Linked DNA regions of Mus musculus: region 1 is linked to region 2. A link is a contact called in ENCODE Hi-C or POLR2A ChIA-PET data. All regions are on one chromosome and are shown on one strand. Each heading gives the region's core, a stretch centred on a gene start or an enhancer-like site at or near the end of the contact. The rest is flanking DNA. Distances are from core to core; before and after follow the strand shown. Region 1 holds the start of Plat (plasminogen activator, tissue). Region 2 holds the start of Ap3m2 (adaptor-related protein complex 3, mu 2 subunit).

Region 1 (4,646 bases), core at 762-3,261, 48 kb after region 2:
ACCAAGTTTACCTGGTGCTGGGAATCAGGCCTAAAGACTCTCTGCATTCCACGTGAACACTCTGCCAACTAAGCTGCAGCCCCAACTCCAGCTCCGTCCTCTAGAAATCTGGGTCGTCAGCACCCGACTGGGTTTGAAGTGAGACCTATCCCATGGCCAGCTCAAAGCTGGCCTTCAGTTCTTGGTTTCTGCATTTAGTTGCTTCCTGCAGCATTTTCTGACACCCAAGAGAAAAAAAAAAAAGAAACAAAAAAAGCTATTCTGAGACAATAGATGCACAGCTGCCAGAACTCAGATTGCACTGTTTCAGCTCAGACCACCAAAGGCTCCCACTCACAGAGACCTGGTGTCTCGGGATGTGTGTGAACTTTACACTGTGAATGGCGTTAAGTCTATTAACTGTGGCTGATAAGCCGTGTTTGCAGCCTCCACCATTAGATGGAGGACGAGCACATGTGTTTTCACCTTACAACCCTCACACCAGTCTTTCCAGTCCACGAGCCTGGCAGGCAACTCTGAGTCACTCTCTGGCTTTGGCCGAGCACCCTGCTCAGTGAGCAGTCTTGATGTGTGCAGCTTCAGTCCCCAAAGCCTTAGCGGAAATATAGATGTTCCTCTGCTCCTCCCGGCTGCATCAAGCATCCTGGGTCTGGGAGAGAGCAGGCCAGCTGCTGTAGAACTCACAGGAGACTTTCCAAATAATCTGGGGGTGTCCTGGAAACTCCGTCCTAATCCAGTTGGTCCGGGGTGGGGGGGTGCAGCTAGTACTGCCCCTGCCAGGATACAGGCTGGCTCTCCTAAAAACACTTTAGGTGGATTGAACAGGATGGTCAGAGGGACTGTTTACATTATAGTGTTTCCAGTATCTGGTCTGGGGCTGAATATTATTTAACCCTCACTGGCTGTGCCCACTCTACCTTCCACTGACCTGCATAGATTTGTTCTGGACAGGCCACGTCTGGATCTCAGTGAAAATCCCTAGCTGTATTTTTCTGTAAGTGTACTCCAGTTGTATTTGTGACGCGCTCGCAGGATTGTTAAATATCCACCACCACAACAGACACACGTTTTTTGTATATGCCCCTGCCCCATTATCAGCTGCGGAAGACCACGGCATCATTCTAAGCTGGCCATCAAATTAAAGCATTGCTACTGCTTTTCTTTGCACTGAAGCTTCGTCCTTAGTTATCTTGGAGCGCTGCATACTTTCCTCCCACGCCCACACCATCTCTCCCTCCCCCCACTCCATCCATCCTCCCGCTGTTTCTGTGAGGTTAAGAAAACAAAGGTCCTGAAGGAATCCAGAGAGCCTTTAGACTCTTCCAGCTGCAGCATGAAAAAGCAAACACATCTGTGCTTGATGTCCAAGGGTGAGATTGACTGGAAGAACGGAAGAGAGGATGCGATGAACTCCCGAGAGACGAGAGGTTTTGCATCCTGACTCCCACTAGTAATGAGAGGTTCCTAAAAATCTCAGCTTCTCTCTGCCAGCCTAGTTAATCATGCTGCCCAGGCAAAATGCCCCCTCCTTGATGCCCAGCCTGTTTTTTAGTGTGTTCCTTGGTCAGAAGGTAGCCATACAACTCTGGCTTCTCAGCTCAGGAAGGCAGCTGAATCTAGTTACTGCCCGTTAGTGCTGCTCCCATTGTCTGTTGAAAGAACCGGAGTCATTCTGTTTGCTTTCTCCCCTGTGCAAGCAAAACTTCTGCAAGAGACACCTCTCTCCCATTCTCTCCCTCTCACCTCAGCTTACCCAGGGTCATTGCAAAGAACCCTGGATGATGCTGGCTGGTCCTCTGTCTGTGCTTCCATTAAGCATCCCTTCACTGGCTCAGTTTGCCCCCAAAGACTTTAAAGGGACAGAAGAAGAGTCAGCTGTTAGATACCGGCAGAAATTAACTTACCGAGAGTGCTTGCTTCTTTCCCACTCTTGCAGGGGCCTCTCCTTGACGCTGAGCTCTTGAGTTCCTGCAGGCTCTGTCTCCCTGAACAGCTCCAGCCAATTTGAAGGATGAAGAAGGGGTGGGGCCAGAGGTGTGGGCGGGGTTTCTCCTCTGCTGGTGGGTGGACTGAGGAGCCAATGGAGCAGCCGGTGTCTCTAAGGAGGGGGAGGAAGTGCGCGCGGAGGAGCACAGCCAGTCTTGGCTTGCCGCCAGTTTGATTATTCACCGTACTGATGTCATCGAATCACAGGAATTTTCAGAGTTGGAGGGGACTTAAGACTCATCCTGTTTTAAAACCCCGGTCTCAAAGGCCTAAAAGGAACTGTAAGGATCTGCTGCTCTAAGCTCCTGTCTTGACCCATGAGTTTATAGTTCTAAACAGCCCCGCCCAGTTGGGGATGGGGGAGAGGTCTTCTGGAATTTGAAGCAACTACCCCTCAGGACACGTGGGCAATTAATTGGCCGGGCAGATGATGATAAGCTGGGTTGGGTGTGACTGGAGATAGAACGCACATGACTTTTGGTGCGCTCCCTACCTCTGACCTGCTCTCCTAGACTGAGGTGCTTCTCTGCGGCATCTCAGCAGAGATCTCTCAGAGAATTGAGAAAAGTGGGGAAATGGGCAGGTCTCTCAGCCTCAGCACCCTGAAATTCTATCCTAAGCCATCCTTCTTCTAAGCCCCACACCCCGGAGGCAGACAATAAAAGCTCCTGAAAACTACTATTCTGATGACCCTTTCACAACCTACCAAAGCCTCGGCAGTCTCGGGGCACCAGGTCACCCAAAATTCCAGTTTAGTCTTCATCTGCAGCTGCTTGCACATCAGAGGGGTGGGCGAGTGGCCTCTGTCAATCTCGGCTGGCGTGGAGCTGAGAGGAGGGTTTCTCAGTAATCACAGGTGCCCTGAGTTTTGCTAAATGCACACTCCCCTCCATAAACACACACACACACACACACACACACACACACACACACACACATCCTCCGAAACCCCAGCTTTTGTGTTTCTACCACCTGTGAGTCTGTTTCCCCTGTCAGACTCCGGGGGGTGGGGGTGGGGGGGGGTGGGAAGCAAGACTGAAGAGCCAGAAATACAAATGGGAAGCTGATACCATAACAATGGGAACTTTGATTTTAGTCAAAGGATTGCAGGGGGGTGGGGTGGGGGGAGTGAAAATAAATCTTAATGATATCACATCCTGGGAAACTTGCCTAGGAGCCCTTTGCTCCAAAGGGCTCCAAGTACAATAACTTGGGGGCAGATGGATAAGAAAATGAAGTGCTGAAGAAAGAGTTCCTAAGGCTAGCTTCTGCAATGGGGGTCCTCTCTGTAGTGTGTGTCACCTGTGGGGGCAGAGAGTTGGCTTAATGATCCCTTTGTTGGGGGCAATGGAAGTGGACAGCTGACGAGGTATCAGGACAAAAACCATGATGAGAAAACTAATTAAGAAGTGATGTGATTCCCAGGATAGCCCAAGGAAAGAGAAGTGGGCAAGAAGCTGACAACACAGCTATTAACCAGGAGGCAGGTGCTCTGTGTACAGACTAAAAGCATCTCCTTTAAAAGGGGATCAGCTTTTAAGGACAAATGAGGTAAATATCCAGATGGCATTATTGGGAATACACTGCTGGGATGTAGGGACTCCTCATGCATGCCATGGCTGGTCCTGCCCTGAAATTAGACCCTATTAAGGCCCAAGGCTCATAGACCTGCATCTCCCTGCCCCATTTCTCCCCGAGGACACAGGGATGGGCTATTAACAAATGCTGAGGTGGTGAGGGACTTTTCTTTGTGAGGGACTTGACCAGAGGACACCCCTCATCTCATACTTCTGGAAGTTACCCCAGTTGAATTCACTGTTTAGTTCTCCAGGCTAGACCCATGGAATTGTTTCCTTTGTCTGTTCTCAGTCTAGAGTTAACAGACGTTCGCTCATATCCGCTTAGAAGTAGTAAAGGCAGCATATACTGTCCAGGCCTTCATCTGCACTGGAGACTTACACTGGCTAGCTGGACCAGGTGGGTGAATTGCAGGCTCATGCACTCCCTGAGGAAAAAAATGGATAGGACAAAGCAAAGTCCTCTTGGAGATGGTGATAGCTATGAAGAATCGCTTACCAGACTGTACAAGAGGGATTTGCACTATTCTAACAAATCGTTCGAAGTGATGAAAATGAAAAGTTAAAAATCAGGCAATTCTCCTGGAGCAGACTTCTGAAATTTTAACCTAATAACAATAAGTTTTAAAATTCCACACATGATTATAAAACCTTGGGTTCTGTTTGTTTGTTTGTTTGCTTGCTTGCTTGTTTTGGAACTATGTAACTCAGGCTGACCTTGAACTCCAAGAATGCACCATCCAGAAGCCTGGTCTAAACCATTGTTTTGATCATGTGACACTGAAGATAATTTAGATGCTCAAAAATAGAGGAGTATTGGCATTCGACATATCAGCATAGTACAGTATTGTATGGTCTGAGGATGATTGATACCACAGTTATATAGACATACCAAAATTAGGAATATCACCTTGCCCCTAAGTGTGATGTAAATTCTATAAACCCCACAAGGATGAGTAGATAAAGATTAAAACACAGCATTAGGGCTCGATTGCTGTAGCAACGGATGGATTTTTCTTTTCAGTTTCTTTCATGGTACCTGCATACCACTCTGAGAAAAAGAAAGTGACTTCATACCAGATG
Region 2 (4,653 bases), core at 670-3,169:
CTAGAATGAGGACAGATGGAGCTTACAAGATCTGTCTGGGGAACTGGGCGTGGGGGGGAGTACAGCCTAAGAGAATAGATCAAGAGAGAGAAGGCGGAACAGTGTGCAGAGAAAAATAGGCTGGTGTCTGTGTGCTGAGGAGCATAGGACGAGTTATACAAAGTCACATTTCCGCGTCTGGTCTGTGGGAGGGAGTGGTCACGGTCTTCCTTACATTGTACTTAATAAAGGCAGATGCTGAAGGGAATTCTGGGGCAGCTGCGTCACATCTCACTGAGTCAACTTTTAACAAAACTTGAAAACTCATTCTCAAATGATAAAAAGGCCACCTGTAACACTCAGGCAATGCTAAGTAAGCCACGCAGAGAAAAGGAAACCCAGGAGGTGACTTGACAGAGGAAGTTTTTCTGGTCTTCACTTCTAGCTACAAAAAAACCCACATTTGATGAACAGGAAGCAGCTGGGTCTGGCACACAGTAGACAAATGTTTGCAAAGCAGAGGTTTGGTTTGCTTCTGAGAGTAATCTTTATCTAAATAACTACTTAGAAACTAAGTATGTTATTTGAAAACTTCTTTTTTTTTGGACCAATCTCTTTTCTTCCTCCGGAAATCTTCTCATTTGATGACTATTTCTTCTGTAATTTCAAACGGGACGTATGAGGCAATGTCACAAATCGTTCTTTTTTTTTTTTTTAAGCTTTGAAATTATTTTTAAAATTTCTTCTCACACCCCTCCCCCGCGCGCGCCCGGCCCCGGGTGAGTAGCGACCAGGTGGGCAGCACAAGCCTTTAATCCCAGCACTCCGGAGGCGGGAGGCAGAGGGAAACAGTTCAAAGCTGTCCCGATCTGGAGACTTCCCGGCCAGCCAGAATTGTTCAGCGAAACTGTCTCAAGTAACAAAACGAAAGGGAAAATAAACACACACACACACACACACCCGTTTTTGCATGTATGAGGTACGCGTTTGCATTTGTGCATGGAAACACTTGTAGGAGTCAGAATATCACTCCTCACCTTCCATCTGATTTGAGGTAGGGCCTCTTGTTTTTAGGTACTGCCAGAGACCTTTCGGAGACTCATCTAGATTGGCACGACCGTCATCACCGCAGTTTGTCATTTCATCTTACAGTGTGCCCAGCAGTTTTTGCAACCCCCTTCACACTTCATCTTACCGAATGCCTCATTTTAATCTAACTGAAGATAAAATTTCCATCGGATCTCTGCTTCACACTTTCCCGAGTCACAGTAACCTGTGATCTCTTTAAATTTAAGGTGGTTTCAAAGACCTGCCCCAACACCTTCATTATCGGATCTGGGAACTGAGAGTCTGGAAGGAGAAGTCAGTCTTATCTGTCTGTCTGTCACTCTTTCTCTGCCTTGCTCCCCCCTCCCCACTACGTCTCTACTTTTCTCCCTTCCTTTCCTCTCTTGTCTTCTCCCCTCCCCTCCTTTCCTCTATTCTTCCCGGTTCTTTCCCGCTGGCTTGGAACTCCCTGTGTAGACAACAAGGTTGGCCTCGAACTCACTGAGATACTTCTGCTTGTCTCCTGAGTGCTGGGATTAAAGACCTGCGCCACAGGCCCGGCAAGCAGTCGCTTTTTAAGTGCACCTGTGTAATGGAGGTTAGTTATGATTGGTTATCTGTGATGCATTAAATTAGAAGCATCCCGGGAATCATTTTACCTTTCCGGTCACTTTCTAGCTCCCCGGAGGCCCTTTGTGACTGGATGACCGACTGTCTTCATCCTCCAATCGGGGCTTGGAGTCTCAGAGCTACACCAATTGAAGGTTACCGGACCTTCAATAAAGACCAATCGGATGCTAGAGCCTAGCAAGCGAACGGCGATCAATCAGAGCGCAGGAGCGGCAGCCGGGGAGCGGCTGGCCAATCAACGTGAGAGCGGTGAGGAGGGGGCGGAGCCTTCGTGCAAGGAGCACTGCGCAGCGCGACTGCGCTGCGGAGCCGGAACGGAGCCTGAGACCTGGTCGAAGCTGGTAGGGTTGGGCTGGGCGCGCGCGGATGGGAAGGGCTGCGTTGGGCGTCGCCTGGGAGAGAGGTACGGGAAGAGTCCCGGGCTACAAATGCCGTTGCCATGGCAACGCAGGTGCACAGTTCTGGGACCAGGGTCCCTGCTTCTGGACAGTTTTCAGGCTGGAGCCCCAAGGCCCATAGGGCCTCCAATACCCTAGGCTTGCAGGCTGCTGGGCTGCAACCTCTCGATGGCTGTCTTGGCAGCCGACGATCTGGACTCTCTCCTGGGGCACTAGGAAAACAGGTCTTAGCAATGTGACCAGTTGTGCTAGCTCAAGTCAGTTCGCTTCTAGGCCACCCCTGGGTGCAGCAAAGCTGCCTCATCCTGGAGATGTCACTGTAGACAAACTAGGGTGTCTCCAGAGATTTTTTTTTTAAGCATCCAGCGGAATGCTTTGTGCACAAATAATTCAGAGAATAGGTCCTTAGTGAATGAGTAAAGATCACAGTGGCAAAGATTCCAGGGGCTGGCTCTGCTCAGGAGAAGTAGAAAGCACATCACATATGCTGTTTCGAATAGGAATCGTGGTAAGCTAACGATAAGTTAAATTTTAATATATTTCATTTGACCCAAACATATTACCAGTATTAAATAAGTGGTAAGATATTTAAAATTGAGTCTTTTTTCCCAACCGAAGCTGTCCAGTCTCTAATCTTACAGTATATGTCAGTACTATCGGCCTCTTTTCAAATGCCCACTACCCATTTAAATAGTGCCTAACATCTTTGTTTATTTCATCTAGATTTTTTTTGTTTTGTTTTGTTTTGTTTGTTTTTTTGAGACAGGATCATGTTATGTAACCCAGGCTAGTCTCAAACTTGTGATCCTCCTGTCTTAGCTCCCAAGTGCCTGGCAAAGTCGGATTTAAAAGAAAATTAAGTATATTTATGTGCACCCATGTGAACAACAGGTTGTCACTTCTCTTCTCTCATGTTATGAGTCCCAATGAAATTGAATCCCATTGTTTGGATCGTTAGCAAGCCTCACCTGCTGAGCCATCTCACAAGCCTGAAACTAGTGTTTTAAGTGGATCTAACTCGGGCAATAATAACAGAGAACTGAAAATCTACAACAGACAAACAAATTGGCTGCTAGTTATTATTGGGAATTCAAGGGAAGAATCCTTAGGGCTCATGTAATAGTAGCAGGTATGTCTGGCCGGTGGCCTGCAGGCCACATGTGGCCCAGGACAGCTAGGAACGTTGCCCAACACAAAACGGTAAACTTCCTTAAGTCATGGGGACATTTGCTTTCCCATCTCGTTTTGTGACTTGTATGCTTCCTGAGGGTGTTTTTGTGGATGACAGTGTCGTGTTGGCAGTATCAAAAAGTTGAATGCACCAATGGGAAGAGGACTTGGGCCTGATCCTCGAACCTCTGGAAAATAAGGTTGTTTTAATTCAGTGAAAATGAGTCCAGTCTCTTTTGTTTGTAGGGTTGAAAACTAGCTGAATCCAGAGGCTCGCAGACTGAACCAGCGTTCCTCTCCCACCAGCCTCTCCACCATGATTCACAGCCTTTTCTTGATTAACTCTTCCGGAGATATTTTCCTGGAGAAACACTGGAAAAGTGTGGTCAGCCGCTCTGTGTGTGATTACTTCTTCGAGGCCCAAGAGAGAGCTACCGAGGCAGAAAATGTGCCTCCGGTCATCCCCACCCCTCACCACTACCTCCTGAGTGTTTACCGGCACAAGATCTTCTTTGTGGCTGTAATCCAGACAGAGGTCCCGCCTCTGTTTGTCATTGAATTCCTTCACCGAGTAGTGGATACATTTCAGGTTTGTAAATGTGAGAGTGTATAGAAATGTATATAAGCCATAAAAGAACCAAACCTTTGGTGGGCTGGCATTGTGTAGCCCAGGCTAGCCTGAGCTGCGTAGCCCAGCATATTTGCAGCCATCCTCCTGCCTCAGCCTTCTAGGTGCTGGGATTATAGGCATAAGCTGCCATGCCATCTTGCAAACATATTTTTATAGTACTGTCTCCATTGTTTTTAGCTTGGGTTTAGAGTATTTTTTTAAGAATCAAAACTGAGCATAGCTCATATCCTGTCTAAGTTTCTTCCTATTTTCTTAGTTGGCTGCATTCAAAAAAACCATTTGGATGCTCTGAGGTCTCTTGCGTGAGAGAGCCACCCGTTACACATGAATGCATGTTCTTTCTTAGCTTTGCTCACAATTAGAGTTCATTTATTCATGATAGATAGACAGACAGACACACAAACACACACACAGACCTTTTTTTTTTCTAGACAGGGTTTCTCTGTGTAGCCCTGGCTATCCTGGAACTCACTCTGTAGACCAGGATGGCCTCAATTTCACAGAGATCTTCTTGCCTCTACCTCTGAAGTGCTGGGATTAAAGATGTGGGCCACCACCACTTTGTGAGGTTTTTTTTAGTACTGTTAAATTTATGCTAGCCATTGTTAGCCTCATTGCTTTGACTTGTGTCCCAAAGATGACAAGTGTCAAGTTTTCTAAAAGAACAAAGAGGAGAAGCTAAGAGGCACTTCTTTGGACTGCTCCTGGCAGGGCTCTCTGGGTTCAGCTTTCATTCTGAATGAGTTGCGTACACGAAGCATGTATGCTGATGTGAGTTGCTGTCATGGTTTTCTGTTC

Evidence for each region. A loop is a pair of places that touch in the nucleus more often than their neighbours do. ChIA-PET counts read pairs that join two places held with the same protein, here RNA polymerase II (POLR2A).
Region 1: a loop to region 2 is called in a map of heart, with 3 times the contacts of the local background. The contact joins the promoter of Plat here to the promoter of Ap3m2 in region 2. A Hi-C loop is called at or near these places in 1 of 37 maps with a recorded cell type or tissue (heart). POLR2A ChIA-PET finds 5 or more read pairs at or near these places in 1 of 5 experiments (Patski).

What each region holds. Positions count from the first base shown.
Region 1 is chr8:22,755,087-22,759,732 of GRCm38, reverse strand. Plat (plasminogen activator, tissue) reads right to left here and starts at 2,011. Exons shown (of 14, transcript NM_008872.3): 1 at 1,905-2,011.
Region 2 is chr8:22,802,920-22,807,572 of GRCm38, reverse strand. Ap3m2 (adaptor-related protein complex 3, mu 2 subunit) reads left to right here and starts at 1,919. Exons shown (of 9, transcript NM_029505.3): 1 at 1,919-1,997; 2 at 3,471-3,813. The coding sequence starts at 3,541.